Regions from separate parts of the Homo sapiens genome. Here regions 2, 3, 4, 5, 6 and 7 are each linked to region 1. The links are chromatin loops, found by intact Hi-C in ENCODE. Cell type or tissue: IMR-90. All regions are shown on one strand. Region 1 overlaps WWC2 (WW and C2 domain containing 2). Region 2 has its middle 110 kb from the start of DCTD. Region 3 overlaps LOC105377578 (a long non-coding RNA gene). Region 4 holds the start of WWC2 (WW and C2 domain containing 2). Region 5 overlaps TENM3 (teneurin transmembrane protein 3). Region 6 holds the start of LOC105377577 (a long non-coding RNA gene). Region 7 has its middle 46 kb from the start of CDKN2AIP.

Region 1 (4,000 bases):
TTTCCACCTCTTTTGGTCTCCCCTTCTCTCCACATGCCATATCCTACATCTCCTGTGCTACTATTCTAACAGAAATAAAGAAAAAATGTCTTTGACTCACAGGAACTCCTCACCAGCCAATACCATTAAAAAACTTTTTGTGCTACTGAATCTTTAGTACCAATGACCACTTAACTTTTATCTCGAACTCATATTCATACACCAGCATCCTGCAGTGAGCAAGGAACATTCATTTAAGGCTGTGCTCTGTACTGTAATGAGCTGCAAGCCTGTGGTGCTCTTTCATCCTCCAGTGAGTGAGAGTGAGCGCAGGGATCTGTATTGGTATGCATTTTGGCCCCCTTCTGAGCCGTGACTTTACATCTTGTGAAGATGTTTAAGTTTTAAGGCTTCAGATTACAGGATTGATTGCTGCATTTTCCACTTTATTTCTGGCAGTGGGAATGCTTTTTCCTTGATGATGAAGTGCCTTCTCTCCGCCCACCCCCCTTTGTGAAGGGTGAAGGTGATGACATGATTTATTGATTACCCCCAGGAATAACCACAGCAGCCTGAAATTGACTTTGACAATGACAGTGACTGACTGCGGAAGGCCTTTGCAGTTATTCCAACGTGGTTGGTGTCATCCAGCAGGGACTGGCACTGGACAGCAAAGTTTACGTAAAAGGGACTTGACTTTACCTGCCTAAGCCTCTAGAGCACTGAGGGAGATGACAAACGTCCCTGATAGGGAGCCACCACCCCACATGCAGGGCAGACGTCCCCTGAAAAAAAGTGCTGGTGACTTGAAGATAATTCATCTTTCCTTTTTTTGAGACAAGGTCTCACTCCTGTCACCTAGGCTGGAGTGCAGTGGTGCAATCTCAGCTCGTCGCAGCCTTGACATCCTCCTGCCTCAGCCTCCTGGGACTACAGATGTCTACCACCATGCCCAGCTAATTTGTGAGAATTAGCCTTTATGGTTAAATATACGCTTTCACTTGTTTTCAGACATGCAACTGAATATTATCTGCAATCAAAGCTCTTGGATGTATTTTCTCTTAGGGTAACTTTTTAACAGCAGTTTTCTAATATATGCATTTAAAAAGTTAAAAACTGTTTCACAAAGGTTCAGAGATACTGTCTCCATCCACAAACTTTTCAGACACAGCAAGACCCAAGTGTCAGGAGCAAGGCATGGGCCAACCAGACACACTTGCAAGACAGGACTCCCAGACCTCAGGGTTACTGGGTGGGTGACAGACTTTAGGCAACTTTTTCCCTCATCACTCTCTCCCCTCTTCTCCAGCATCCAGCCTCACTTACTGCCCCTCCAAATTGGCTGAATGTTAGAAGTGGTCACTAGATACCACTCCAAATACAGGAAGAGCAAAACTACCTTGAAAGGTCAAAAGATGTAAGTTCAAAGCACAGGAAGGAACGCTGGCACAGAACATTCCATTTTCTTCTCTTTCTTCTTCTCATAGCTTTCCATGGTTTACAGTAAGAACTGTGTTTAGCCAGAGTTTATTACTTATCATCATCACTGTCACAGAGTACTAATAATTACCATGAACTGTGTGCTGAGTGCCAGACACGGTTAAGTGCTTCACATGTTATCACTGCATTAAATCCTTCAGCCTGACACAAGGATTACTGTAGCAACCCCATTTTGCAGATAAGGAATCATAATCCTGAGAGATTGGGTAGTGTGCTTACCCAAACACGTTGGTGACTAAAATGTGAGTGGAGGCTTGGCTGGTTCCAGGAGTGGTATGCACCCCCTAACACACACACACACACGCACGCACGCACGCACACACACCGTACTCCTTCCCAGAAGCAGTGGTGAAGGCCCCACGCGGCTTTCTGTTTTGTTGGGGCCATTATGTACACACACCATTCCCCTGGTTATTTTCTTTGTGGTTATTTCCATAACCTGCTACTTGTAGCTTTGACATCTCCCCAGGAGAGGGCGCACAAACCACACAAATGTCTCATGGGCCCTCCCACAGGCCCAGGCCACTGACAGGGCACAGCACTTGGCTCTTCAGTATTTGAAACCGTAGAAACAAGGTGGATTTGTCAATGTCTTTACATATCTGAATTGGCCAATCAATTACTCAGAATTCTTAGGACCATACATACAAATAAAAATGCTTCTGGGAACAGGAAGAGAGCACTTCTAAAGAGCCCTGCCCTGTTTTGTGTGGTCAGTAAAACATGTAGCTGTGAACAGGACAGCTGTAGATGAGCACTGGGGCTTTTATTTCACATTTTGTCTCAAGCTAGCTCTGGAACAGATCATCCTCCTCAGACCAACAGTGATCATCTGCCAACAAGGGAAACATCTTGTGCTCTTTACAATCATATCTAACATATTCAAAGTTCCTGCTTTGCAAAGGAAAACAAACAAACAAACAAAAAAATGATATTTTTCCTGTTTCTGTCTTTTTGAATACAAATGCAGGCCTAAGAACTACAATCTCTAGTAATCCCTTCCCGGGGCTGCAACTGTTAACCTGGCCAGAAGGTGGCAGGGTAATACCATACACTGCAACCTGCTGTTTTAAATTAACTTTTCGCCAGAAAAGGAGTCTGGCTTGAAACAAAAACTGTATTTATATAGAATTCCCTGAACAATCTAAACACTGAACCTTGGTACTAATTAGCTACTATGTTAATTGCCTTGGTTTTAATCTGTTTTAGGCCAACTTTTAAAAGAAAATCCTCTTCTTTGCCTTGCTATTTCAGAACTGGAATCTACTTGGAAATATGTTCACAACATATGTTCCCAGTCAGCTACCACACACAGAGTGTCTCTGGACAACTGAGCAGGTACTAAATGATTAAGTCTACTAAATAGGGAAGGTAATTTTTATTTGATAATGAAAAATATCTAGGTATATAAATAAAAGCTCCTTCTTAAATGAAGCCAAAACGATTACTCAAAAGAAAGAGAAGGGGAATCATACCCTTTGTTTATATGGAAAAATAATGCTCCAATCATTCTCCTTAAAATCACTAACAGGGAATACATGAAAGCAAAGGGCTGCATTTACCTGCAGTTCCTTCATATAATGGCTCCCTAGCACATTCATTAAGGTCTTTATCCTCTGAAAGAGACTGGGAGGCTCCTCCTGAATCAGAATCCAGCAAAATCTGATTTTCGATGAGGCTGATATCTGCAAAATGGCTACTCAACTCACAGTCTTCAAAGTCAGCAGTGAACTGATGGAGAGAGGCATCATGAGAAGAAGACATGGGAAACGTGCCTTCCAAAACCAAGGGAGAGCCTGGAGGAGACAAGGAGGAAAGGGAGGACCTCGAGGACAGGGAGGCCACAGACTTCGGGGCCTCAGCCAGTGGAGGAGTGTGGCCTGTTGCTGCAGCTGCCACTCCACAGAGTCCACTCTGGCCAGGCTGGCTAGGGGACTTGACCACCTCGTTTTCATGGATGGTGGTGATGGGTCCAGAAGGAATGTAACCGCTTTTCTCTTGCAGAAGGAAGTCCAGTTTATACTGATAATCCACATCTATCTGATCACTTTGACTGCTGTAATAGAGTTCGGTGGAACTGAGGGAGTTGAGTGACCCTCTGCTGGAGGTGTTCAGAGAGCCCCGACTCGATGCCAGGGAACCCAGGCTGCTCCCAGATGACATGGACAGGGTGCTGGCAGAGAGGCTGAAAGACAAAAAGCACACACCATAAAATCTGTTACAAAATGGAAAACCTAATCACAATCTCTACTGGCTCCTTCAGATCTGCAGAGGGAAGAAACCTGCTAAAGAATGGAATCAATGGCCAGGGACAGAGGAACTCCCTATATTACGGCCGTGTGTCAGTTAACGACCTGGTCTAGTTCTGAGAAATGCATGGTTAGGTGATTTCATCACTGTGCAAACATCACAGAGTGTACTTACACAAACCTAGACGGTACAGCCTACTGCACACCCAAGCTATGTGGTATAGCCTATTGCTCCCAGGCTACGAACCTGCACAGCAGTTGCTGTTCTGAAT
Region 2 (4,000 bases), 460 kb after region 1:
CACACATACACATACGTGCACACTCACATGCATACACTCACACATGTGCGCGCACATTACGTACTCACATCCACACGCACACACCCACCCACATGTGCGTGCACACACACATACACAAAGGCACACATACACGTGTGCACACTCACATGCATATACTCACACACGTGCACACACCCCACACATATGCACACGCACACACACACAGAAATGCACACATACACGCACTTGCAGGCACACACGCACATGCACACACACATGCACACATGCGTACACAGATGCGTGTGTGTGTGCACACACATGCAGCGTCTTGGCACGGGAAGTGGGGAGGGGCGGCTGGGGACCAAGGTCTGGGTTCACTGTAAAGATGGGGAAACCAAGGCGCAGAGGCCAGTGGTCATCTCCGTCTCGGCAGAGCCAGCCTGAGGGGGTCTCCCACGCTGGGCTCCTCCCGGCTTCGCTGCTTCTCCAGGGAGTTGCTAAGTGTGATTAACTGGAGCACTAATTGGCAGAGGCCGCAGAAAGAGCCTGAGTGGTGGCGAGGCGAGTCCTGTTGCCCTTTGATTTACAAGAGCCCGGGAGCCTGCCGTCCGCCGTGTAACAGGCGCGAGAGGAACCGGCAGGCAGCCGCCTCGGAAAAGGCCAGAGCCTGGCTCCGGCGCCTCTCGCAGGCAGCGCCATGGGGTGGCGGAGTGGGAGCCAGGGCGAGGGACTCAGGTCGGGAGCAGATGCATGGGGCCTCCCGATCTGGGACTGCCAGCCTGTGCTTACGACCCAAGAACTTGTGTTTAGGACCGGGTTCCCGAGCAGCCCCAGAGCCAGACAGAGTTGTCACAGCAGGCGAGGCGCTCGCTGCTGCCGGTGGAGAGCCCCTGCCTCTGGCTTCGGCAGAGGCCCAGGGCGGGAAGCAACCTGGCTGAAGGCCACAGGCGGTGGGGGCAGCATCCGCAAACCCGGGGCTCCAGACCTGGTGCAATATTTCTCCTAGTGCCACAGCCCACAGCCTCCTTGGTGATATATGTGTGTGTGTGTGTGTGTGTGTGTGTGTGTCTGTGTGTGTGTGTGTGTGTGACAGAGAGAGAGAGAGAGACAGATATCTCACTCCGGGCCTCCTGGTCATCCCGGCTCCCAGTGGGCAGGGGAGCGCTTTGCCCTCCTGGTGAGTGGGGAGGAACGAACTGGGCATGGGCACGCTGGGCTCCAGCTCAGGGAGCAGGGCCTCTCCCGTCATCCTGCCACTGCTGCCAGCGCCTGGCTGATCTATCTTGGTGTCCCGTTAGTGGCCCTTTGGGATTTCCCATGCAGCTGTGCCTGCTGCTTCCCAACCCGGCCTTTATCTAGGTGATATTTTGGCTTTCCTGAGCCATCTCCGGCCTTACTCATTTCAGCGAGAACCCGGGTAGGAAAAAGGGCCTATATATTGGCCTCCCAAAATGCCAGCGGGCTCACTCACGGCCGGTTTCTGAAGGCAGGACACCAGCAAACAGGCTGCTATATGAGATTAGCATCCATTGGCTTCTCTGGGCGACAACCCAGGGGCAAAAGGTTGAATCCCTCCCCACTTCTGCGCCGCGGTGGCTTTCGTGGCTGCCGCAGGCTTGGGTAGAGGAGGGAGACTGGATGTCACCGCTGCAGGGAGGCCAGGCCGAGGCGGCTGGGGAGCTGCGGGGAAGCGGGAGGGGGGGCGGCTTTCGCTCTTCCAGGCTGTCACTCCAGCACGTTCCGTGAGAGCCCAGCTCCCTCAGAAATAAAAATGCCACTCTGAATTTAAGTGATCCGTTCTTCCGGGACATTCTTTCCAGCGACAGGACTGTTAACATGAAAAGTAAAAGGGAAACAATATGATAGTTCAGAAATCACTGTTTTCAGGCGCTGCGGAACTCAGCCCGCGGACGATTCCCGGGAGGAAGGGCCTTATTTCGATCTGTGAGTGAGAGCAACGCGGCATGACAGTGTCTGCTCGACGTGCAGGGAAATCTTACCCGAGCCACTTTGGCAGGGCCCAGGCCTCGGTGCGGCGGTGCTGAAGCAGAAGTCTCCGCTTTAAGTGTGAAACTCGGAGGGCAGAGCAGAGGTGGGGAAGAGAGGGTCAGAGAGCCGGCCCCGCCGCGGTTGGGGTGGAGAGTGGCGAGCGGCGAGCGGCGGCGCCTTCTCTTCGGTTTCACCTCGGTTTCTGGCCCGGGAACTGCCCTTTTGGCGTGCAGGACTTTCCCTACCACAGCCGCGCGTCACTAGGGGGCGCCGGAGCCCTTCCTGAAATCGCCGCCATCCCCTGCAGGGCCCGCCCGGGGATGCAGGAGGGGGCGTCCCAGGACCCCTGCCCACGGGGCCGCCGGATGTTGGGACGGCTTTTCCATGTCCGCAGAAGCCGAGTCCCAGGAACCCCAGGGGAAGGCCAGAGGGAAGCCCCAGATGAGGGAGGACTCAGGGAAGGGTGTCGTCTTCCTCTCGCTACCTCCCGTTCTCTGCCTTGGGTCACCTCTGTGTTCTGCAGTGACCTGTCACCTGTCAATGCTCCAGACTGAAGTTAAACGCCAGGCTTGATTTTTTTTTTTTTTTTTTTTTTTTGAGCTTGGAAATCATGTCATAGCTGAATAAAGATATTTTACAATCTGCTTGTTCGTTACCTTTTGTCAATAAATTAAGAAACTGGGGATGACAGACTGGCTCTAGGTCCTTTTGAGATCCTGAGTCATCAACGTCGCCCTGGCCCACCGAGGGAGCCCTATGGCATTCCTTCCAAGCCTTAAAGGACAGAGAGGGTTAGATTCAACCTGACCCATTGCAACGAGAGAGAGCGAGAGAGAGAGAGAGAGAGAGCGAGCATCGTGGATGCAAAGATAGTTCTGGGGACGATTTTTGCAGAATTTTCTCTGGAACAGGCAGACTAGACTTTCCCTAGTGTTCGTGTGGGAGGAAGGTGTGGGATGGGGCAGTCTCCAGCCTACGGTCATTAACCACGGTGCAGAAGAACTCCAGGTTGAAGAGAGCCTGGTGAGCCTCCTCACCGACCTCCACTGAGCGCCCCATTTTCAGCCTTTCAGTCACGCCCGAGAATTTGTCATTTTAAGTCCTTGGGCATTTATGCTCCCCGCACTCTCCCCTGATAGAGTTCACTTGTGAACATTTTTAAAAATTCATTTTGACCCAGCGGACCGCTTGTAAATCCTGACAGTTGTGTGCAGCGAGCTATGCCATAGAGAAATGGCCGCTGTGGCTGGAATTCAGGAAATCTCTGCACACAGGTGGAAGAACGAGATTTCCCTGCATAATACAGGATGAATGCCTGTGGCCAGGGCTAAGCGTAGCTCACAATTCACCCTGTAAGCAGGGGGACTGTTACCAAGCCAGTCTCTTGCCCTAAAAGTGACAATTTATGCTTCTAATTTTAATTTTCCTGAGCTTAGATCCCAGAAGGATTTATTAAATTTGCTTTGAGGAACCCATTAACTCTAAACTGAATAATGATGTTACTCTAGGCTTAGAATCGGTTGATAGTAAATTCTCTATCCACGGGACTCTAGGAATCCCGTATTCCTCCACGACAGGATTCTAAGTCGGTTCATAAATGAAAAGGTTTACTCAATTTACCTAAAAGTTATTAGTAATTAACTAACATCAAGAGACCATTGCTTGCAGGGGTGGTGAACAGCAAATGAGAAGTCTGGCAAACAGAGGACATTCATTATGTGGCTTAAATGAGAAGGTAGAAAATTCAAATGGCTTATCAGTACCTGTTTGGTACTCTGGCTTAACTCTGTGGTTAAAATGGGTGATAATGAGTTATAACTCATTTTTATTTTATTTTTTCATGGGTCTAGTAGGATGTTCAAAGCCAGATGAATAACTTATGGAAAATCTAGGTAAACAGCCCAATGGTCTTTCTTTTGGAAATGATGGAGAGTCAAACTTGGCTTACCTACACAGAAGGGCGTGAGGAGCTAGAAATACTGGCAGGCAGAGGGGGCACTCAAGGCATCTGTTTTGTTTAGTGTCGGCGGAT
Region 3 (4,000 bases), 190 kb after region 1:
TCCCCTGAAATCCACACAGACTTTCCAAATGCCTGCTAGACATCATGAGGATATCTTGCTAATATACCCCCCACCAAGCTCATTGTCTTTTCATCCAGATTTTTCCTCCTGCTTCTCCTCCCTCCCTTAATGCCTTTATCATTGCCTTAGTGACCCCTGCTATGAAATCAACCATTGTTTCCTTCTCTTATCACCCTCTTTCCCCTAAGCCCTATAACTCACTTCCCGAAGTTTCCTTTACTTTTCACTCTTTCCCCATTCCCCGCTACACAGACCCAGGATTCATCTCTTGCCTAATATTTTTCAATTTCTTCCTAATGATTTTCCCTACCTTGGGTTTCAGATCTCCATTTTTCAGGGATTTTTTCCCCTAAATTACAAATAATATTTTCCTCTTGAAATATCTTACTGATATTTTGTTGCCTAATTTAACAAATAAAGCCCCAAATTACTCCCACTGGCATTCGTGATTTCCATGATCTTTTAAACATCCTTTTCAGCTTGAGAGGATATATTTTGCACAAATTGTGGCTTCCACAAAATCACCTAGTACACTTTACACTGACTGCTGCCGTATCAGACTAGTGCAGAATCAGTGTAAATTGGTGATCCTACAAATAGTAATCAGAGTAATCATTTATCTTCTGCAAATATTAATAGGTCACCCTTGCCTTCTGTAGATTACAACACTTCCCTTCAAAGTAGACCCTATACAGTGAATGAAACAAAGGGGAATTCAGATTTTTTAGTAAGTGCTTTTTTTTTTTTTTTTGAGACGGGTTCTCATTATGTCCCCCCGGGCTGGAGTGCAGTGGGCAATGGGGCAATCATAGCTCACTGCAACCTTGAGCTCCGGGGCTCAAGCAGTCCTCCCACCTCAACATAAGCCACTGTCCCCGGCCAATAAATACTACTTTAAACTCCATGGAGCTTCAGCACATCTTATCCAGATCACTCTGTAGGGCTGAGGATAATGGTTTGGGGGAATGCATCCCTCATGTATCTTAGGCATATTTCTAAAACTGCATAATCACCATGGCCATTTCTGATGGCCAATGCCCAGTGCCACTCCTTGGAAAATGTCAAGAATGTAAGACTCAGGTCTGTTGCAATGAAATGCATTTCCAGTGAGGCTAATGATCCTTATGTAAATTGTTGGAATTCTTGCGTGAATAACCCTTAGCAGTAATGGCAATGAAATGGAATCTCACTTTACTTTTCTTCCTGGGGGCTTCCAGACCCTCAGGTTCACCATTGCAAATGTTCAGTAAACAGAGTGCTGAGCGTAGGTGGAAAAGAGATCTGGGTGAGGAGTGCAATTTTGGGGTTTTCCACATCCAGGAGAGAAGCAGAACTGTACCAGTGGATCCATTGTCAACCATGGAGTTCAGGAGGGGAGGGCCTGACCCTGCAAGACGCACTCGGAGAAAGAATTCATGAAAAGTGATCCCGACCTTGCAGAGCAAGCATTGTAGTTAATCACACTTAGATAAAGGAGAACAGCGTATTTCTCAGTTACGTTTCCTGTCTTCTCAAGGGTTTAGCCAGATCTCCATCAACATAGCCTAAGAACATTTTGTTTTACTTTCTAATTATTTGCTTTAAACTTTCAAACTATTTTGGTATCATTCTTCAGTATGGGCAGAGAGAAGATTTTTTTTAAGGGTTTCTTTGGGGACCATTAAATATAGTTTTTAATCTGTTTTACTTGGTTTTTATTTTAGTAATGCTCAGAGGAATATTCATGTATGAATAAGCCTGAAATAATAAAGCTTGGACTAATTGTATTTTTGGGAAATAGGTCAATTCACAGCTATAAAAAGCAAAAGGCAACATGTAGTAGCAATAGTTCTATCTGAATGTCGGTCATCTAGATTATTGCTAGCTCACACATTCCATGTGTTTTTAACTTGATATTAATGGTTAGAAATGTAGCAATGTAGTTTTTTGGGTAATTTTTGAAGAATAATGACTTCAGGTTAAAATAGGTAGGGAGTTTGGGACCCAAATTCCATCAGTAAGATTCCTTCAGCCGTCCTTCACCTGATTTGAGAAAAGTCATACAAATTCTTACCAAATTATGAACATTTGACTAATGAACATCTATCCACAAAAATCTCCTGGTGGTAGATGGGCTTCTTTCCCATCCGGGTTTTACCTGGGACAATTGAGGGGTCACGAGATCATGCTGCCACCTGGTGGTCCACATGGGTAACTAACATCTACCCTCAAACGATTTTCTCGGGGGCAGTTCAGTTCTGCTCTGTTCAATAAATCTTCATTGAGCTTTCACGAAGGCCAGGCATTGTGATCCTTACCCAGGGGACAGACCTGTCTCTAGCTACTTTTCCTTTGTGTTTTTCCATTTATAATTCAGTTTATTTAGTCTCATGCAGTTGCTTTGTTGGCACTCATATTCTCTTAAACCCTCCTCTTCCTCCTTGCCTCTCTTAACCCGTTTGGCTTCCTTAGAAATGATAATTTCTCGCCGGGCGCAGTGCTCACGTCTGTAATCCCAGCACTTTGGGAGGCCAAGGCGGGCGGATCACGAGGTCAAGAAATCGAGACCAGCCTGGCCAACATGGTGAAACCCCATCTCTACTAAAAATACAAAAATTAGCTGGGCGTGGTGGCGCATGCCTGTAATGTCAGCTACCCAGGAGGCTGAGGCAGGAGAATTGCTTGAACCCGGAAGGTGGAGGCTACAGTGAGCAAAGATCTCGCACCACTGTACTGCAGCCTGGCGGCAGAGCCAGACTCTGTCTCGCAAAAAAAAATAAAAAATAATAATAAAAAAAAGATGATTTCTCTTCTTCTTTCTCGAGTTCTGTTTGTGCAGCAGTAGTGACACTAATCACAACTTTAAAGCAAACGTGTTATGGTCTTAGATATTTTTTTCCAAGGAAAAGGAAAAGGAAAATAATACATTTCATGATTTCTCCATAAACTCGTAAAGGCCTCAAAAAGGGCCCAGAGTTCTACAGAAGGCTCTTGTCGTCTTCTCATCTGATTGTGTGTCTACATTGCTTTTACCCACTTTTCCTGAGGCACCGACATTGAACAAAAAGATTGATTCTTGTTCTTATCCATTTTCAATTTTCTGGAAATAACAAATGTTGCTTTTTACTATTTTTCATCACAAGTGTGGACCATTTCAACTCATTGTGGGTTAAACCAACTTTCTTAAGATTATTTGTGAATACAATCATTTTTAATAAAATGGTTTTTAGGGAAAATTTATTCAGAGTTCACACGAGCAGCTTAAAAGCTTTTGCAATGCAGTCCACTTCAACATGACGATTTTCTGCACTTGAAAAACAGATAAATTAGAGGCTATTTTCTTTATAATAGAAAAAAAGTGTTATTTTATAGAATAATTAATCATGGAGTTTTAAATATGATCTTCTCATTACATTTAATTGTGATTCAATTGTAAAGCATTTAGAAACAGAAGTAGTCATAAATTTAGTGGGGGTAAACACAGATTGAACCAGGAATTATCAAAGAATTTGGAAGAATTATACAACTTAAGAATTTCGTTGGTTCCAGTAAGCGCTCACATATCTGAAATATCCTTGCCTGCAGTCAAAACAATGTGAAGACTAATTACAATAAGAAATACTCAACCTTCAAATAAATTCCTACAATTCTTTGTGGAATTGCTAAATCAAAGGATATGTACATTTGTAATTTTGATAAGTACAGTAATGCTAAATTTCCCTCCATAGAGATTAAACTAATTACATTTCTATCATTTATTTTTTAATCCCCAAAGACATCATTATTTTTGTTTTATACAGTCAATGTTTGTTAGATTTATCAACACATTTAGAGCTTCCTGTGTTCTTCATTCCTTCATCATTTCTGGCTCTCCATATGGGATCATTTTTCTTTTTTTAAAATATGCCCCTTAGAATTCCCTTTAGCAAGCTTCTCCTGGTCGTAAACTCTTTGTCTTCTTTGTCTGAAAATGTCTTTCTTTGTTTCCTTCCTGAAATAA
Region 4 (4,000 bases), 160 kb after region 1:
ACACAACTGTAAAAGTCAAATATTTATACAGGTGCCTTAAAAGCCGCAGTTGGGTGCACACCATCAGCACTGACATTTACTATCTGTTAAGTAGTTTCAAAGTGCAATAGCATAAGTCAAATAACTGGCTTGGAGCGTGAAGTTTATGACAACAACTAGCACGTCTGGAGACACTGGGAAGGTGTGATGCCTGTCACAATTTTCATCAGGCCAGCAACAGGCAGCCAGGCTGCGGCAAGACCGAACCTCAGCACAGGTGCCTTTTCTCATTTCAGGAGGGAAACCTAGGCCCGTAGCTTCACGGATAATTGAACAAGGATTGTTCCATAAATTTATAATGTTATTTATAACTTTCTTGTAATTGCCTTTTAGTAGCTTTCAAAAACAACATTTTTAGGGCAAAAGTAACTGAGATTATAAAGTAGTTAGGTATTTCAGCTTCAAATTGAGAAAAGGGAAAATGTTAAATAGGAGAAGCACCTAAAAAGTATATAAAGCCCAAAGGGCCACATTCAATAAAGTTATAATTTTCAGAAATGACAAAAGTCCAAATGTCGAAGTTATCCCTGGTGGCACGTTATTTAAATTTACAATTAGGAATATCTCCTTAATGGATAATTTACAAATTTATAATTAGGAATACCTCCTATTATTCTTACAATAATTCTAAGAAATTTTAAGGGTAAAAAAAATATGGGACACAGAAACATTTGTGAACCTTCAGTTCCTGAACCAATTTAAAAAACAAAAAACAAAGAAACCAGGCTAAGCTCAAATCAGAGTGCCTCAATACCCAACGTTAATTTCACTACATCTCCCTTCCAAACACAATATGCCTGTTCCCGATCTGGGAGTCGGTTCAAGTTTTCAGGTGAAGACTAACGACAGACAGCGAAACCCCCAAACGCGCGTTTTTAAACTCTGAGGGGCAAAGTCAGTCACACCCACTAGCAGGGCCCGGCGGGGGGCGGGAGCCCCTTCCCAGCTCGGGACCTCCGGCCAGTCTGGGCGCCCCCGCCAAGAGCTCGCAGCCCAGGCTCCCGCGCCAAGGACGGCCTGAGGGATGCCACAGGTGGCCCGGAGGGCTCGTTCCCCAACTGGCAGTGAGGCCCTAGCCCACCCCCGCCGCCCAGAGGCCGAAGGTGTCCTGCAGCCTCCACGTGGGCACCTCGAAGCCTAGGGAAGTTCCTAACAGGGCTCAGGTGGCCCCTCGGGTCCGTTAGCCTGGCGCGCGGCGTCGGCCCGGGGCAGCGACTCCAGCCTTGCCTCGGGGCCGGGTCCCCGGAGGGGCGTCGGGAAGCCGGTGGGCGGAGGAGCCCGGGTACGGGCGGCTCCTCGGCCCCGCCGGAGCAGCCAGCCCCACATCCCTCCCGGGACCCCTCGGGGCACCGCGGGCCGGCGCCGCCCCAGCCCCCCGCGCGGCCGGGTCTCCGGGACAACAGCCGCCGTGTCCGAACGGGCCCGCGCCCCCGCGGCCGGCGCCCACCTGTCCCGGGGGTCGATCCAGCTGGTCCTCCTGGTGTTGTGGTCAATGTAGAAGACCTTGCCGTCGTAGTCCCTGGCCTCCTCCCAGCCCCGGGGCAGCGGCAGCTGACCGCTCCCGGCCCTCCTAGGCATGGTCGGCGGCCTCGCCGGCGAGCGGCGCCTCCATAGGTACCGGGCGCGGGACGCGGCGGGAACGCGGCTGCCGGGCTAGGCTGCCAACCCGCGACGCGGGCGCCGGCGAGGGGCTGAGGGGCGCAGGGCGCGGGGCGCGGCGGAACCACGCGCGGGAGGTGCCTCAGGAAACGCTGTTCGCGGCCCCGCTGCGGATCAGTCCACCATGTCTGCGTCGGAGCCGGCGAGCGAACCCTCCTCCCCCTCGCCGCCGCTGCCTCCGCCTCTTCCTCCTCCTCCGCCCCGTCCCCCTCTGGCCGCCGAGGGTCGCGGCGCCCAGGCTGCCGGAGCCGCCGCCGTCTGGGCTCGGATCCGGGAAGCTGCGGCGCTGCCGCGGCAGCGGCGGGCCCCTCATTTGCATGCGATTAGCATGCGCCCGCCCGCCTCATCTGCATGCGCATTCCTCGCGCCGCATTCCTGAGCTTAACCCCGCCGCTGCCGGCGTCGCCGCACCAGCTCGGACGCACTGCCCCGCGGGGCCGCGGCTCCAGGTGGGAGGAAGGCGGGCGAAGGAATGTGCGGCCAGCTCCCTCCCCTTGACCCCAGATAGCTCCCCTGGGCCAAACGCCGAGAGGTTTTAGAGTTTCTGGACGGGGAAGATTGCAAAAGTCTCCGCAACCTTCTCAACCTCTTTCGTCTTCTAGGGAAACCACAAAACTTTCGAGAGGAAAGGGGTGGCGGGCGGGGAGCTCTCCTCCGGAGAAAAAACCTCAACAAGCGGAGAGGGCACAAAGGCTCCCCACGCCGCGCCCCGAGCCCCTCCGGCACCCCAAGGGCGGTCCGGGGTGGTGGGAAAGCGCCAAGCCCTGGGAGTGCGTCGGTGGGTCCGGGACGGCGGGGCCTCCGCCAGGGCTCCTGGCCCTCGATGACCTCGGCTGAGACCGCGAGCCGCGCGGCGGAAAGCGGAGGAACTCCCGTCCGGCCCTGTAGCCGCCCGCACCGCGCCCCGTCACCCGCCGCCCCTTCGCGTCCGGGCGCTCCAGCCGCGGGGCCCCGGAAGCTCCTGGTCCCTGGCCTCCCCTGCTTGGTTCGGGGCGGTTGGCCGTGGACGCGCCCCGACTCTAGTCCCTTCCGTCCAGCCGCCCGCCCCAGGATGTCCCCCCACCGCAGCCCCGCCGTGGCCAGGAGGTGTGGGCGGCCACGCCGGAGGGACCCACGGCGGCGCCGGACGCCCGCCCTTCCTAGGCCCTGGCCCGGCCGGGGTGGGCCGGGACGTTCCCTGTTGCATAGGCATTTATTTATTCAGCAGCTACTACGTACGTGCTGGCCCGCACTGCCGAGGGACCGGACGCCTGCCCCAGGCGGGACAATGCCGGGTGCAGCGCTGGCGGGGCCTGGACGCCAAGCTTCAGGGTCCCCAGCCCCTCAGTCAGAGGGGGCGCCTCCCAGGCCCTGGACTCCTCTCCAGCCGGGTCTACACCACCGTCCCCCGTCATCTTCTTCTGGGTTACTGAGCAGCTTCTTTTAAAATAGCAACACCGAGGAAGGCCCCGAAGCCCAGTCTTGCACCTCGTGGTGTGAAGTCGTTTAATCCTGCCCGCTAATGCGTAAGGACTTTCCACCGTGTGCAGGACTCCGCGCTGGGCAGGGGCTCTCGCAGGGTTTGAACCGACCTCCGCCTCCCCTGCGGGTTCACAGGCCTGCGAGGAAGTCGCGTGAAGGAGATTCGCTACTGTGTGAGGCTGGCCTGCGCGGCGTGGGCAGTAGCTGTCCGGGGCTGGGGACAGCTTTCGGCTCCCCAGGCCATCCCGTCGGGGCATCTGCGGCCAATCTCGAAGGTGGAGAGGCTCAGGGTTGGAACAGACTTCACGGAAGGGGTCCTAGAAGAGGAAAGGGGTCGTGTTTGCCCTTAGAGCAGTCTGGGCGTGAAGCGGAAACTTTAAACCACCAGAAACTCTGGAGAGCTTGGAGCACCTGGGAAGGAGCAACCAGAGTGGGCCGGAGGTAGGGAAGGAAGGCACCCACGGCGAATTTGCCCGCTTTGACCGCATTTAGGGCGGCCGCTTGTGCAGCCAGCCTTCTGGAAGGTAGGCTTTGCGCTTGGTGAAGAGAAGCCCCCACCTCCGGATCTGTGTTCCGCCCCAGTCCATTCATCAGGAGGTGATCACACAAGTCAAGCTTCTCTAGTTCCCGGTGGAATGAGACGCCCTGGTGGGGTCTTAAGGTTGAACGTTTGAATACTGTAAAAAAGATGGGACCTGCCTACAATTAATCTCTCACACTACTGAGCGAATGTGCGTTGTTTTGGACTTCCCTAAATTGGCCCAAATGCATAGCCAACACTTGAATTGCGGTGTACTAACAACATCATTCAGCACCAAACCAAACCATTCTTATTTAAACC
Region 5 (4,000 bases), 780 kb after region 1:
ACCAGTTTCACACTTCATCCCGGGCTTTCCATACAGGTAACTTTGGTATCAGATAAGAGGAACATAAAACTATATTACAACACTAGTTTGCAGCAGTCATAAAAAGGGCTAGCTATGGCTGTTTCTCTTCCACATTGTATCCCACACTCTGGTGACTCACCAAATTCTAGAAACCACGTGCAAGAATTAGCGGGTTAAAGGAAATGTCCGCTGTGGAGCTCCTTTAACACTGCTGACATTCAGAACAAAGTTATGATACCGAGTGAGATGTGGTACTAGATGACTCACATAGAGGAAGAGAAAAGAGAAAACAGGGGGTCTCGTCATGTAATACAATGCTTTGTTCCGTTTCTTTTGCCAGGAACTGGATGTCTTTCTAGCTTAGATAACTAACATCATCTGGAAGACCCCCAAGGGACTAGACTCATCTTAAAACCATTTTAGAAATTTCAGTTTCCTTAAGGCCAAGGCAGTGTATATTGAGGGTTATCTATATTAAGCTTAGCCCTTTACAATAAGACAATCTGGACCACAACTGGATCACCCTCATGCCCTTGTCTGAGAAGGTAAGACACAGTCCAGATGGAAACTCTTCAGGCTCTCCTGCAATAAAAGTGCAGCATATGGGGGTTCTAGCTCTGCATTTTTCTGTGGCTTTTGTGATCCTGGACCTTACATAAAATTTCTATTACCAAGATTTTTGTTGATTTACTTTGATCAGCTTAATTCTTTTTGCAAGTAACTGTTCATTATATGAGAACAGCATTGACTATTTTAGGTAACTAGTTGTGTCAGTGATTGGCAGCTATAAACTGTTAATAAAATCATGCTCCCCATTCCTACAAAGGAGGTGTCTCTGGGATGTGGCCATCCAGCCAGTTAATATAGTTCCTTGTTTCCCTATATTTTAAAGTTTATTTATTATAGTAGCTCATATTTCCCATAGGGATGACCACCCACCCACCCTCCCCCCCACACACAATTAAAATACTTCTTAAGAATGAAAGGTAACAAAGTAGAACCTTTTTCTTTTTTAAATCTTTTTAAAAGTTTATTTAAAAGGGTTTTTAAAAGCCTGGATGCTTAAAAATCTTCCAGTGGCTTTCCATCTACTTCCAGATAAAGTCCAAATATCTCAGTTTGGTTTCCATCTTTATGGTTATTCTTCCACACCTGCACTCTGATGGTTTTAATCTATGTGCAGCTCCCTGACACTGTCTTCCGGCTCCAGCTTTGGACATGCTACCTACTCTGCAAAACCGACACCACATATGTCCCTAGCTCAGCTTTCCTTCTCTTCATTGCTCAGGTATCAGCTTAAACGTGATTTCCTCCAGTAGGTCTCTATAGAATCCCCTAAGGTGGGTTAGCTGCCCATCTTCTGTGCTACCATTGAATCCTGTACATAAAACTGTATAAAACCAGTGTCATACTCTACAATCTCCTGTTTCCTTGACTGCATTTCTGAATCGACTATAAACACCTTGAGAACAGGGATGCTGTCTTTCTCAGCATTGGATCCCAACAGCTCACATGGTACACCTAACACCAGCATTTGCTCAATAAAATATTACCGAAATACTGGTTTTTCAGATTTTAGTTTAAAATACCAAATTCCAGAAACCCACAGATAAATCATATCAAACTCCATCACACTTTTTTGCTTCTATGTTCACTATTTACCTCTAAAGCAAAGTATCAAATATTGAAAAATTTAGTGAGACTCCAGTATGTATTTATAAACATACTGTATGTATGCATATATGTGTCACATACAGTATGTGAGACAAATGTATTTATAGTTACTTGGTTAAATTTATTGATTGCTTGGTCAGGATTGAAATTGGGTATAATTGCATGTTACTGGATGAGGATGATAAATTGATATATAATATCCTTTGTTTTGGAGTCTGAAAAAAAAATTTGTGAAGTCATCTGAAATGTTCATTTCCATAAAGTTGCCATTAGACAAAGGGATCTCTGTCACTCTTTTAAAATTAACCAGTTAATACTCTTACAACTCCAGTATCAGCAGTTTTGCTGATGCATTTGTAATGAAGGGGAAAATGTTATATATACACTTATGTCACTCCTAAAAATACAAACGAGGACAGGGCTGTGAAAGCCATTTGCACATCCATTACCAGAAAATACTGATTTATATACCATACCACAATTTTTCAGTGCCTGCAAGGAACATGGTATACCTTTATTTATAGGAGGTATAAGATAAAATGTCTTCTTGAAAGTTTTTGAATTATTAATAAACTATGAAAAACAGATTTATAATAAAGGTACTATGTATCTTTCTAAGTTAAAATGAAACATCATAAAATGTCTAACATGGCTTAAAACACGGAGTATCTGTGGCCATTAGAGAACTATTAATTTAGTAGTGTATATTAAATGATAATATTTGCATTATCTACTGTACTGAATTTTTTAACAAGTTAATTTTGTCTTATAATTCCATAAATAAATTAATTCAGACATAGTATCAACTCAAGTAGCTTTCATGATCATTAACAGTAAATCACACAATTATCAGTAACTCTAAGAAGGACCAATTTGCATAACTTTTAATACATTTTGAAATGGGTACTCCAGTTCAGAAATAACACGACAGCTTTTCTTTATCATTAATTTATTTAATATTAATATTCCTGAATCTTTCCTGACATACAAAATTTTAACAAACAATTCTCATAGGTAGGCACACAATCATTCAAAATTAATCGTATTCAAAGGGTAATTCATATCAACCAACTTCTAAAACTTTCTCGTTTTCCCCATGTATTAAAAATAACCACATGGAACAAATAAGGTAAAGTATTACCACTGTTCTGTCAGCTGTGAAAGGGAAAACAAGGAAACAGAGCCTATAAAATTGATTGGTAATAGTGCACTCTATACACATGAGAAGTATGGTAATGATTCGGAGCATTAAGTGTTAAGCCACACTGCCTGGGTTCAAATCCTAGCTCCACAACTGACTAGCTGCATGACCTCAGGCCAGTTACTTCATCTCTTTTTCACCTCATTTCTTGTAAAATGGGTGGTAAAAATAGTACCTATTTTATCGGATTGGTGTAAGGATTAAATACACTCATCTATGCAGAGTACTTAGAACAGTACCTGGCACTTGATGTTTGCTGCTATCATCACTTATTTGCTACTGTGTGGGTGTCTAGTCATTGTCATAAATGCTAGAAATAACTTGATAGTAAGAAAGCATGAGTCCCGCTCTCATGAAAGTAACAGGCCGATGTGGTTCGGGTTTGTGTCCCCACACAGATCTCATGCAGAATTGTAACCCTGAGTGCTGGAGGAGAAGCCTAGTGGGAGGTGACTGGCTCATGGGGGAGGACTTCCTTGTCGTTCTTGTGATAGTGAGTGAGTTCTCGCGAGATCTGGTTAAGAATGGGTAGCACTTCTCCCTTCACTCTCTTCCTCCTGCTCTGGCTATGTAAGACATGCCTCATTCCTCTTTGCCTCCTACCATGATTCTAAGTCTCTTGAGGCCTCCCCAGCCATACTTCCTGTACAGCCTGTGGAACTGTGAGCCAATGAAACCCCTTTTCTTTATAAAGAAAAACTACCAGTATCAGGTAGTTTTTTTATAGCAATGTGAGAACAGACTAATACACAGACATACTAATGGATATACTGACAATCTTGTTATATTGCTATACCTTCCTAGACATACCTCATTGTTGAGATATATGGGATCACACATTGCTCCTTTTGTTATTAGTATAGTAGTTCCATTTCTAATTTCTAGAAACAATGGTTAAATCACATCTAGGAGAACTGGTATCAAATGACCCTAATATTTGAGAAGCTGAGTTGCTTGATCCTTTAGGCTCTTACATTAACTATGTGACTACAAACTAGCATCAAGTCATTGGCTTGCAACTGTCCTTCAATATGGCATAAAGTGCTGGTATTAAATGATAGCTCTGGAAAATGGTACTGTTACATAAACATAAACACACACCAG
Region 6 (4,000 bases), 320 kb after region 1:
TGCATGTTAGGACTTCGACATGGAGAGATTTTGGGCAGACACCAGACACAATTGACTGAAGAACAGTGTGTTTCCTCGTAGTTTTTTTGTTTGTTTGTTTGTTTGTTTGTTTTTTGAGACGGCGTCTTGCCCTGTCACCCAGGCTGGAGTGCAGTGGCATGATCTCAGCTCACTGCAACCTCTGCCTCCCAGGTTCAAGCGATTCTCGTGTCTCAGCCTCCAAAGTAGCTGGAATTACAGGTGCCCGCCACCACGCCCGGCTAATTTTTGTATTTTTAGAAGAGATGGGGTTCACCATGTTGGCCAGGCTGGTCTCGAACTCCTGACCTTAGGTGATCCACCCACCTCGGCTTCCCAAAGTGCTGGGAGTACAGGCGTGAGCCACCGCGCCTGGCCCCACATGGTTGATTGAACTTGATGATTTTCATGAAGAATATTTTGCAGGTGATGCTGTGTACTTCCCATTACCTCAATTTGTCCCATTATTGGTGATGCTAAATTTGTTCACATAGTTAAGGTGGTGTCTGCCAGATTAAACCGATTATTAATAGGTAATCTATGAGGGTGGGAACACAACTGAGCTGAAGATTCAAGCTCAAGTCATGATGTGGAAGCTGACCTAGAAACACTGGTAGGAGGTGGGAAAGGGACATAGGGAAGCAGCACGGCCAGTGCGGGCTGGGGCGTCGAGCTGACTGTCACAGGGTGCTGCAGCTCAGTCCTGCTGGGACCGCTGGGTCAGTGTAGACTGGAACGAGGACCCCCTGGCTCTGGCTGTGGGCCACTGGAGCGGAACTTCTACCCTCCCCTGCCAGCAGACAGAGCTGGCTCTTGACCAAGGAAAGCCCTCGGAGCTTTGGGCTTGTGTGCTTCACAACATCAGGGCTCAGGACCATGGCCAGGCCGTTGGCAGCATCTGCTACAGTGACCTTGTAAGCTTCATTTGTGGCTGAATAGTACTCCATTGTGTATATGCACTAGTGTACATTTTCCTATCCATTCACCTGTTGATGGACACTTAGGTGGCTTCCAAATCCTGGCTATTGTGGATACTGCGGCAGTAAATACGGGAGTGCAGATATCTCTGGGCATGTCGATTTCAATTGCTGTGGATATGTACCCATATATGAAATTGCTGGATCACGTGGTCATTCTATTTTTTGTTTTTTGAGAAACCAAATTGCTAAGAGAGTAAATTTCTAGTGTCTCACCACCAAAATAATAATAATAATAATAATAATAATAATAATAAGTCAGGTGATGGATACGTTAATTAGCTTGGTTTAATCATTTCACATTGTATACATGCATCAAAAAATCACAGTGTCCCCCATAAATGTACATATTATCTGTCAATTAAAAACGAAACACTGAGCCAGGCGCAGTGGCTCATTCCTGTAATCCCAGCACTTTGGGAGGCTGAGGTGGGAGGATCACAAGGTCAGGAGTTCGAGACCAGCCTGGCCAACATGGTGAAACCCTGTCTCTACTAAAAATACAAAAATTAGCCCAGCGTGGTGGTGCACACCTGTAATCCCAGCTACTCGGAAGGCTAAAGCCGAAGAATCACTTGAACCTGGGAGGCGGAGCTTGCAGTGAGCTGAGATTGTGCCACTCTGCTCCAGCCTGGGAGACAGAACAAGACTCCTAAAAAAAGAAAAAAAAAAAAGAAAAAAGAAAAAAAAAGAAACACACGCACACACACACACAATGAAACCCTGTCTCTACTAAAAATACAAAAAATTAGCTGGGTGTGGTAGCAGGCACCTGTAATCCCAGCTACTCTGGAGGCTGAGGTGGGAGAATCTTGAACCCGGGAGGCAGAGGTTGCAGTGAGCCGAGATGGTGCCACTGCACTCCAGCCTGGGCACCAGAGCAAGACACCGTCTCACGCACACACAAAAATAATAATAATAAATTAATTAATTAACTAAATTAATTTTAAAATGTTAAAAACACCTTAATTTACGAGCAAGTTATATAGACCTCAGCTACTTTATCTCTAGCCATGCTTTCAGGAGTTTTCTCTGTATAATATCCTGCTTTGTCAATTGCAGCTCATTTTGGTTCCATATTTTTGTGATTTTGGGAACTGGAGTTAATAAGGGGTCCACTCCTCACATCCTGCGGATTCTGCGTTGTCAGTTACATAGGAGGGAACAAGGACGTGAAATGAAATTCCTGAAAATCCGAGAGGGAACGTTGAGGGCGAGGGCACGCGACAGCGGGCCTGGAGTGTGGCCTTGCCCTCTGCCCAGGCCGGCTGCAAATCTCTGCTGCCCCCTGGAGTCCACGCTGAGCACAACCCTGAGTGTCCTTGAAGTCTGAGTCCTGTCAAGGACCGAGTTGTGTCCCCTTCCGCCAAAATTCACATGTTGAAGCCCTAACCTCTAATGGAACTGTATTTGGGGATAGGGCCTCTAAAGAGGTAATTAAGGTAGAAGAAGGTCTTATGGTTAGGACTTAATCTAATATGACAGGTTTCCTTAAAAGAAGAAATTAAGACAAACAACAGAGACCTGGTCAGGACAGGGAGGGAAGGCAGCTGTCTGTCTGCAAGGCAGGCAGCTGTCTGTCTGCAAGGCAGGCAGAGAGACCCCAGGAGAAACCAACCCTGCCGACACCTTGATCTTGGACTTCCAGCCTCCAGAACTGTGAGAAAATACGTCTGTTGTTGAAGCCACTGGTCTGTAGTATTTTGTTATGGTAACCCCAGCAAACTAATACAGGGCTGCTTTGAGCTCTTTCATTCTCTGTTCTCTTTTTCTCATCTGTCTCTATATCTACCTTTTTGTCACACTCTTTGAACTTTAAGAAAGAGATACTTTACCTCCAGCCTCTAAATCTCTCTTGCTGCCTGGGAGGTAATTTACTTCTAAACATATCCAATTTTTCTTTGTCTTTCCAGTCTTTAAGAAAAGGGGGCAGGATTTAGATAATAAGTAGATCTTAAGTAACATTCTTTTCTTTACCTTGTATTATTTTCATACTCACCCTTTCCAAAAACTAGGTTCCTTTGTGGCTTGAGCTATGCAGCTGGCTCTCAGGTCAGCCTGCAGGACACGAGGGCAGGAGGTGGGTGTGTTTGCATCAGAAAGAACATGCTCTCACTGTGACTTCACTACAAACATTAGTCTTAAACAGTGCTTCTCAAATAGTCTGGGAGGGAGGACCTGGGATTTCCCCACGATCTGTACCGAATCTATATTTTTTGTCAAATAAGATCAAGGGATTTCTAGAAAAAAAATGAAGACATACAAAATACAGGTCCCAGGTTTTTATTATTAGATTCAATAGACAGAGAATTACTCTGTCCGATTGCTTTAATTGTTTCTAAACGGTTACTTTCAATGTCTGTACTTTTCACACACACTCAACATGCAGTGCAAAGACAGACACTGGTCTATGGAGCACGCTTTCAAGACAGCTGGCCCAAAGGGTGGTGCCAGTGATTTCCATTCTTTCTCATTGGTTTTAATAATCTCACTCAGAGTCAGCTGAGCTGTGTGTCTGGAAGAACTTCTCCCAGACTTTCTCTCTCTTTTTTCTGCCCCCTGCCTTCCTGTTGGGGTTCATCCCACTGAACTTTCCTTCATGGTCAAGGCTGGGGAGAAGGTGGTTATTCCTGAGGGTTCCTGGGGAGACCTGCAGTGCTCTAGAAGTGCAAGCTCAAGTTTCTCGGTTCCTCTGAGTGGAGCGTCTAGAAGATGGAACGCTCTCTTGCTCTATGACAGCCTCTGCCATATTTGACTCTTTTTTTTTGAGATGGAGTTTTGCTCTTGTTGCCCAGGCTGGAGTGCAATGGCTCGATCTCGGTTCACCGCAACCTCCGCCTCCCGGGTTCAAGCGATTCTCCTGCCTCAGCCTCCTGAGAGCTGGGATTACAGGCATGCACCACCACACCCTGCTAATTTTTTGTATTTTTAGTAGAGATGGGGTTTCTCCATGTTGGCCAGGCTGGTCTCGAACTCCTGACCTCAGGTCATCCACCCGCCTCAGC
Region 7 (4,000 bases), 140 kb before region 1:
TCCCAGCACTTTGCGAGGCCAAGGTGGGTGGATCACTTGAGGCCAGGAGTTCGAGACCAGCCTGGCCAACATGAGGAAATCGCATCTCTACTAAAAATACACACATTTGCCTAGAGTGGTGGCACATGCCTGTAATCTCAGCTGCTTGGGAGGTTGAGGCACGAGAATCGCTTGAACCTGGGAGGTGGAGGTTGCAGTGAGCCAAGATTGTGCCATTGGGCAAAAGAGTGAGAATCCGTCTGGAAGGAAGGAAGGAAGGAAGGAAGGAAGGAAGGAAGGAAGGAAGGAAGGAAATTGAGCACCTTTTCAATTTGCTTATCCTCCATTTTTAGTTCCTTCTCTGAAATGTGTGTTTACATCTTTTGTCATTAAGAGTTTTGGGGATATTAGTAAACTTAGCCATTCATTCCTAATAAGTATCATGAATATTTTCCCAGTTCTTCAGTTTTGGTTTGGTTTTGTTTTTTTGGAGACGGAGTCTCAGTCTGTTGCCCAGGCTGGAATGCAGTTGCACGATCTCGGCTCACTGCAGCCTCTGTCTCCTGGGCTCAGGCCATCCTCCTGTCTCCAGAGTAGCTGGGAATACAGATGTGCACCATCGTGCCTGAGTAATTTTTGTTGTTGTTGTTTAGTAGAGACGAGGACTTGCTATGTTACCCAAACTGGTCTCCAATTCCTGGGCTCAAGCAATCCTCTGTGCTGTACCGCGAGTACTTCCTCTTTTATTTTTTTTAAATAAATAGAGACGGGATCGCACTGTGTTGTCCGGGCTGGTCTTGAATTCCTGGCCTCAGGCGATCCTTTGGGAGGCCGCTGTGGCCTCTCAAAGTGCTAGGATTACAGGCCCGAGCCACCATGCCGGGCCCCAGTTCTTCAGTGGTATATTATTTTATAGCCAACCTAGGTTTAAAATTTTGTATTTGGTCGGGCTTTTCCATTTTTTCCCCTGATGTTTTCTGGGTTTTGTATCGTGCTTACAAACAGCTTTGCCTTCTCATTACTCTACATTGATGCACCCGTATTTTTGTCACGGTTTCTTATTCTCGTGCGCGTGCACAGTGTTCGATGCATTTGGGTGCTGCGTGGAAGGCGTGCCCTGCTCAGCGACAGAGCCTGGGCGCGGGCTTCCTCCAGCACAGGGGGCGAGGGGCTTGCCCTGGAGTCACTTAGCCACCGCCTGAGCTTGGGCCACTTCCTCCACCACTTCTATCTGCATTTCCTCATCTGTTAGATGGGCTAACAGTAGAACCCACCTCAGAGGAGACTCTAGAGGTCATCGTGGTGATCCGCACCAGCTTAGAGCTGAGCCTGGCCCAGAGTACATGCTGAATCTAAACGCTCAGTGTTATGTTGTGTTGTGTTGTGTTGTGTTGTGTTGTGTTGTGTTGTGTTGTGATGTGGTGTTGTGATGTTATGTTATGTTATGTTATGTTATGTTATGTTATGTTATGTTATGTTATGTTATGTTATGTTATGTGTTATCATGCACCATGATAGGTTTGAATCCGGGGGCCAGCGTCCCCGGTCCCGGCGCCTGGCAGCGGGAGGTTCTGGATGGAGCCGCAGCAGGGTTGCCCCGCGGGCTGAGAAGCCCTCCTAGCTCTGCCCGCGGCCGCGGCGGACCCGGGAGACGCCGGACCTGTGGCGGGGTGAGCGGGGGCGGGTTCACCGCAGGCGGGGCGAGGCTCGCTGCCATCGCTAGGAGGCTCTGTTGCCGCTAGGACCTTGCGATCTCCGACTTCGGGGCTTGCGGGCTGGTTCTCAGAATGCAGTCTCTCCCGGGCCCGGCGGCCTCTTCAGCACCGCGGTCCCAGTGGGCTCGGCGTGCTTTTTAAATAAAGGAAATTAAACACACACGCTCTCTCTCTCACACACACACAGAGTGCTTAAATAATTAACAAATCGAGGCTTAAGGACAGACATTTCCTGGCTTTGGCTGGGTGGAAGCCAGCCACTAAGGCGGGGGCTGGTGAGCTGCCGCCCCGGGAGGAGCTAGGGGCGCACGCCACGTGCGGGTGCTCGGGCCTGCACCCCTGCTCGGGAGACCTGGAGCGGAGCGAGCGCCCGGGCTGCCCAGGACCTGGCCGTCTGGCACTTCCTCCGAGTTTAGGGTGCGCTGAGTCAGCTGCGGGGGCCAGCGGGGGCCAGTTAGGGGTCTGCAAACCAGCAGTTCTCGGCCTGTCCTCTTTTGCTGACACTCGCAGCCTCTGCCCACGTGGTCACTGTTGCCCCAAGGTTTCTGCTGTGCCGGCCAGCACTTCCTCTTTTTCTTTCTTTCTTTCTTTTTTTTTAATTTAAATTTTGCCTTTTTGAAAAAAAGAGAGACAGGGTCTCGCTATGTTGGCCAGGCTGGTCTCAAACTCCTGGCCTCAAGTAATCCTCCCACCTGAAGCACTTGGTTTGTTGCAGCGACTGATCGCCTCTCTTCCTCTTCCCCACTTGGTTCGGATGGTAAAGTGCATCCTCCCGAGGCAGCCTGGGCTGGAAGGCTCTCCTTCAGGGGGCCCTGCCCTAATTACCCTAACTACCCTCATGTCTCACGCCTCTCTGGTCCCCGTGGCTGCCAAGCCCCCTCGGAGAACCCAAGGGCGCCTGCAAGTTCTGCCTCCTCCAGAGCCTTCACAGCGGCCTGGGGTCCCCCTCTCCCCTCTTTACTGAGCAGCAAACTTCTCTGCTCTTTCCTGAACGCCCCAGTCTAACATGCTTGGCTCTGAGCCTGCTCTTCATTTCAGTGTCCACTAAGCAGACACACCTATATGTTATGGCTGGAAACAGGCCGCATGTCTTTATTAGAGGGCAGGAGGCGGTCGTTCCTGTCTTCTTTATTAGGTTGTATATGCCCATCTCCATCGCGCCCAGAGCATCCTGCCCCGCTGAATCTTTCTAGTCGACTCTTCTCTCAAAACTCTGTGGCTAAATTCTCTTTAAAACCTGTCCTTGTCCCAGCTACTGGGAAGGCTGAGGCAGGAGATTCACTTGAACTCGGGAGGCAGAGGTTGCAGTGAGCCGAGATGGCGCCACTGCACTCCAGCCTGGCGACAGAGCGAGACTCCGTCTCAAAAAAAAAAAACCCAACAACAACAACAACAACAAAACCTGTCCTTATGCCCTCAGATAGGGTTTCTCACTCTTGCTTCTCTGCACATCCTCTGAGGCCTGTACATTCTATTACTATTATTATACTAAATTGGTAGTTATTGAGTTACTTGTCTGTTCCATTTCCTAGACTCTAAGATCCCACATCTTATTTATTTTATGATCTTAGTAAGATATCTCACTATATGGATCTTTGTATCTCCAGGACCAAATACAGTGCCTGACCTTGGGGTCTCTCTTTTCTTTACATTTAGAATCTTCCTTCCACTTCTTATACCGTACGCCTCCCCTGCCTCACTCATTCTGTTTCTAGATGTCTGGTCATGGGAAAGCCGAGCTTCTTAGGGACTGCCATGGGGAGTGTGAGACTGCAGGGATTCTCCAGCTGTTTGTGTGAGTGTTTGTTTCAAGGGCACAGCACCTAATTGATCATAGGGATCTTGTCCAGCTGTTGAACACGTCTAGAAAAACAAATTAAGGCAGAGCAGACCAGAAGTGCATTCCATCGTCAGCCCCCAGAATAGGTGTAGCACCTGTCATAAATCCCAACATGGCTCCCGGCACTTCCAGATAGTGGCTGTCCTTGTCTCTGTGCATGGGAGTTTCTGTAGCAGGAGAAAGGCATGGCTGGGTGGGAGAACGGGGTGGCATAGTTTCCTCAGACCAATTTTAACATTAGCCTAAGGAAAATATTGTAAATAACTAAGAAGGTGGGATAATGCATTTCAGAACCAAACCAAAACGATTATCTTAATTAATCAAGAAGAATTGTCTGTATGATAGATATGATGAAACCAGTCCAGGAGGAGGAAAGAACTAACTGATCTGGAGGAAGAAAGTTAGGACACAGAAAGTGGAAACAGAAACAGGAAGGAAGTGGGAAGTGTCAGCTTCTTCAATCTGA

What was found. Peaks named below come from ENCODE experiments on the same cell type or tissue, not always from the same donor. Only the 100,000 strongest peaks of a DNase experiment are listed, where the experiment ranks them.
Region 2: it touches region 1 in a loop (12-fold over the local background); 12 of 110 quality-filtered maps call a loop at or near these places.
Region 3: it touches region 1 in a loop (7-fold over the local background); 107 of 110 quality-filtered maps call a loop at or near these places.
Region 4: it touches region 1 in a loop (3.0-fold over the local background); 10 of 110 quality-filtered maps call a loop at or near these places.
Region 5: it touches region 1 in a loop (5-fold over the local background); 14 of 110 quality-filtered maps call a loop at or near these places.
Region 6: it touches region 1 in a loop (9-fold over the local background); 107 of 110 quality-filtered maps call a loop at or near these places.
Region 7: a loop joins it to region 1, with 4 times the contacts of the local background. A loop is called at or near these places in 31 of 110 quality-filtered maps.

Annotation. Positions count from the first base shown.
Region 1 is chr4:183,260,574-183,264,573 of GRCh38, reverse strand. WWC2 (WW and C2 domain containing 2) reads right to left here. Exons shown (of 23, transcript NM_024949.6): 11 at 3,042-3,664. Among named protein-coding and RNA genes, the nearest start is that of WWC2-AS1, 22 kb to the right of the region's middle. In IMR-90, CTCF peaks have their summits at 1,957 (motif pointing right) and 2,506 (motif pointing right); a DNase peak (open chromatin) is centred at 1,923; H3K27ac peaks cover 1,475 bases.
Region 2 is chr4:182,804,765-182,808,764 of GRCh38, reverse strand. No RefSeq gene overlaps it. Among named protein-coding and RNA genes, the nearest start is that of DCTD, 110 kb to the left of the region's middle. RefSeq lists enhancers at 1-65, 194-1,132 and silencers at 2,212-2,261, 2,282-2,371. In IMR-90, a CTCF peak has its summit at 2,233 (motif pointing right); a DNase peak (open chromatin) is centred at 2,224; H3K4me3 peaks cover 642 bases; H3K27ac peaks cover 285 bases.
Region 3 is chr4:183,071,936-183,075,935 of GRCh38, reverse strand. The region is part of intron 2 of LOC105377578 (a long non-coding RNA gene); the gene reads left to right. Among named protein-coding and RNA genes, the nearest start is that of WWC2-AS2, 25 kb to the left of the region's middle. In IMR-90, a CTCF peak has its summit at 2,193 (motif pointing left); a DNase peak (open chromatin) is centred at 2,185.
Region 4 is chr4:183,097,109-183,101,108 of GRCh38, reverse strand. It overlaps WWC2 (WW and C2 domain containing 2), which reads right to left and starts at 1,852. Exons shown (of 23, transcript NM_024949.6): 1 at 1,487-1,852. The coding sequence starts at 1,617. It overlaps WWC2-AS2 (WWC2 antisense RNA 2), which reads left to right and starts at 1,910. Exons shown (of 1, transcript NR_024008.1): 1 at 1,910-4,000. RefSeq lists a silencer at 2,799-3,093 and an enhancer at 2,799-3,093. In IMR-90, CTCF peaks have their summits at 1,130 and 1,944; a DNase peak (open chromatin) is centred at 2,018; H3K4me3 peaks cover 2,842 bases; H3K27ac peaks cover 2,579 bases.
Region 5 is chr4:182,483,290-182,487,289 of GRCh38, reverse strand. The region is part of intron 3 of TENM3 (teneurin transmembrane protein 3); the gene reads right to left. Among named protein-coding and RNA genes, the nearest start is that of TENM3, 240 kb to the right of the region's middle. In IMR-90, no CTCF peak of the experiment used is centred here; no DNase peak of the experiment used is centred here.
Region 6 is chr4:182,936,575-182,940,574 of GRCh38, reverse strand. LOC105377577 (a long non-coding RNA gene) reads right to left here and starts at 3,150. Exons shown (of 3, transcript XR_939536.3): 1 at 2,995-3,150. In IMR-90, a CTCF peak has its summit at 2,287 (motif pointing left); no DNase peak of the experiment used is centred here.
Region 7 is chr4:183,396,552-183,400,551 of GRCh38, reverse strand. No RefSeq gene overlaps it. Among named protein-coding and RNA genes, the nearest start is that of CDKN2AIP, 46 kb to the left of the region's middle. RefSeq lists an enhancer at 1,808-2,599. In IMR-90, a CTCF peak has its summit at 1,694; a DNase peak (open chromatin) is centred at 1,731; H3K4me3 peaks cover 513 bases.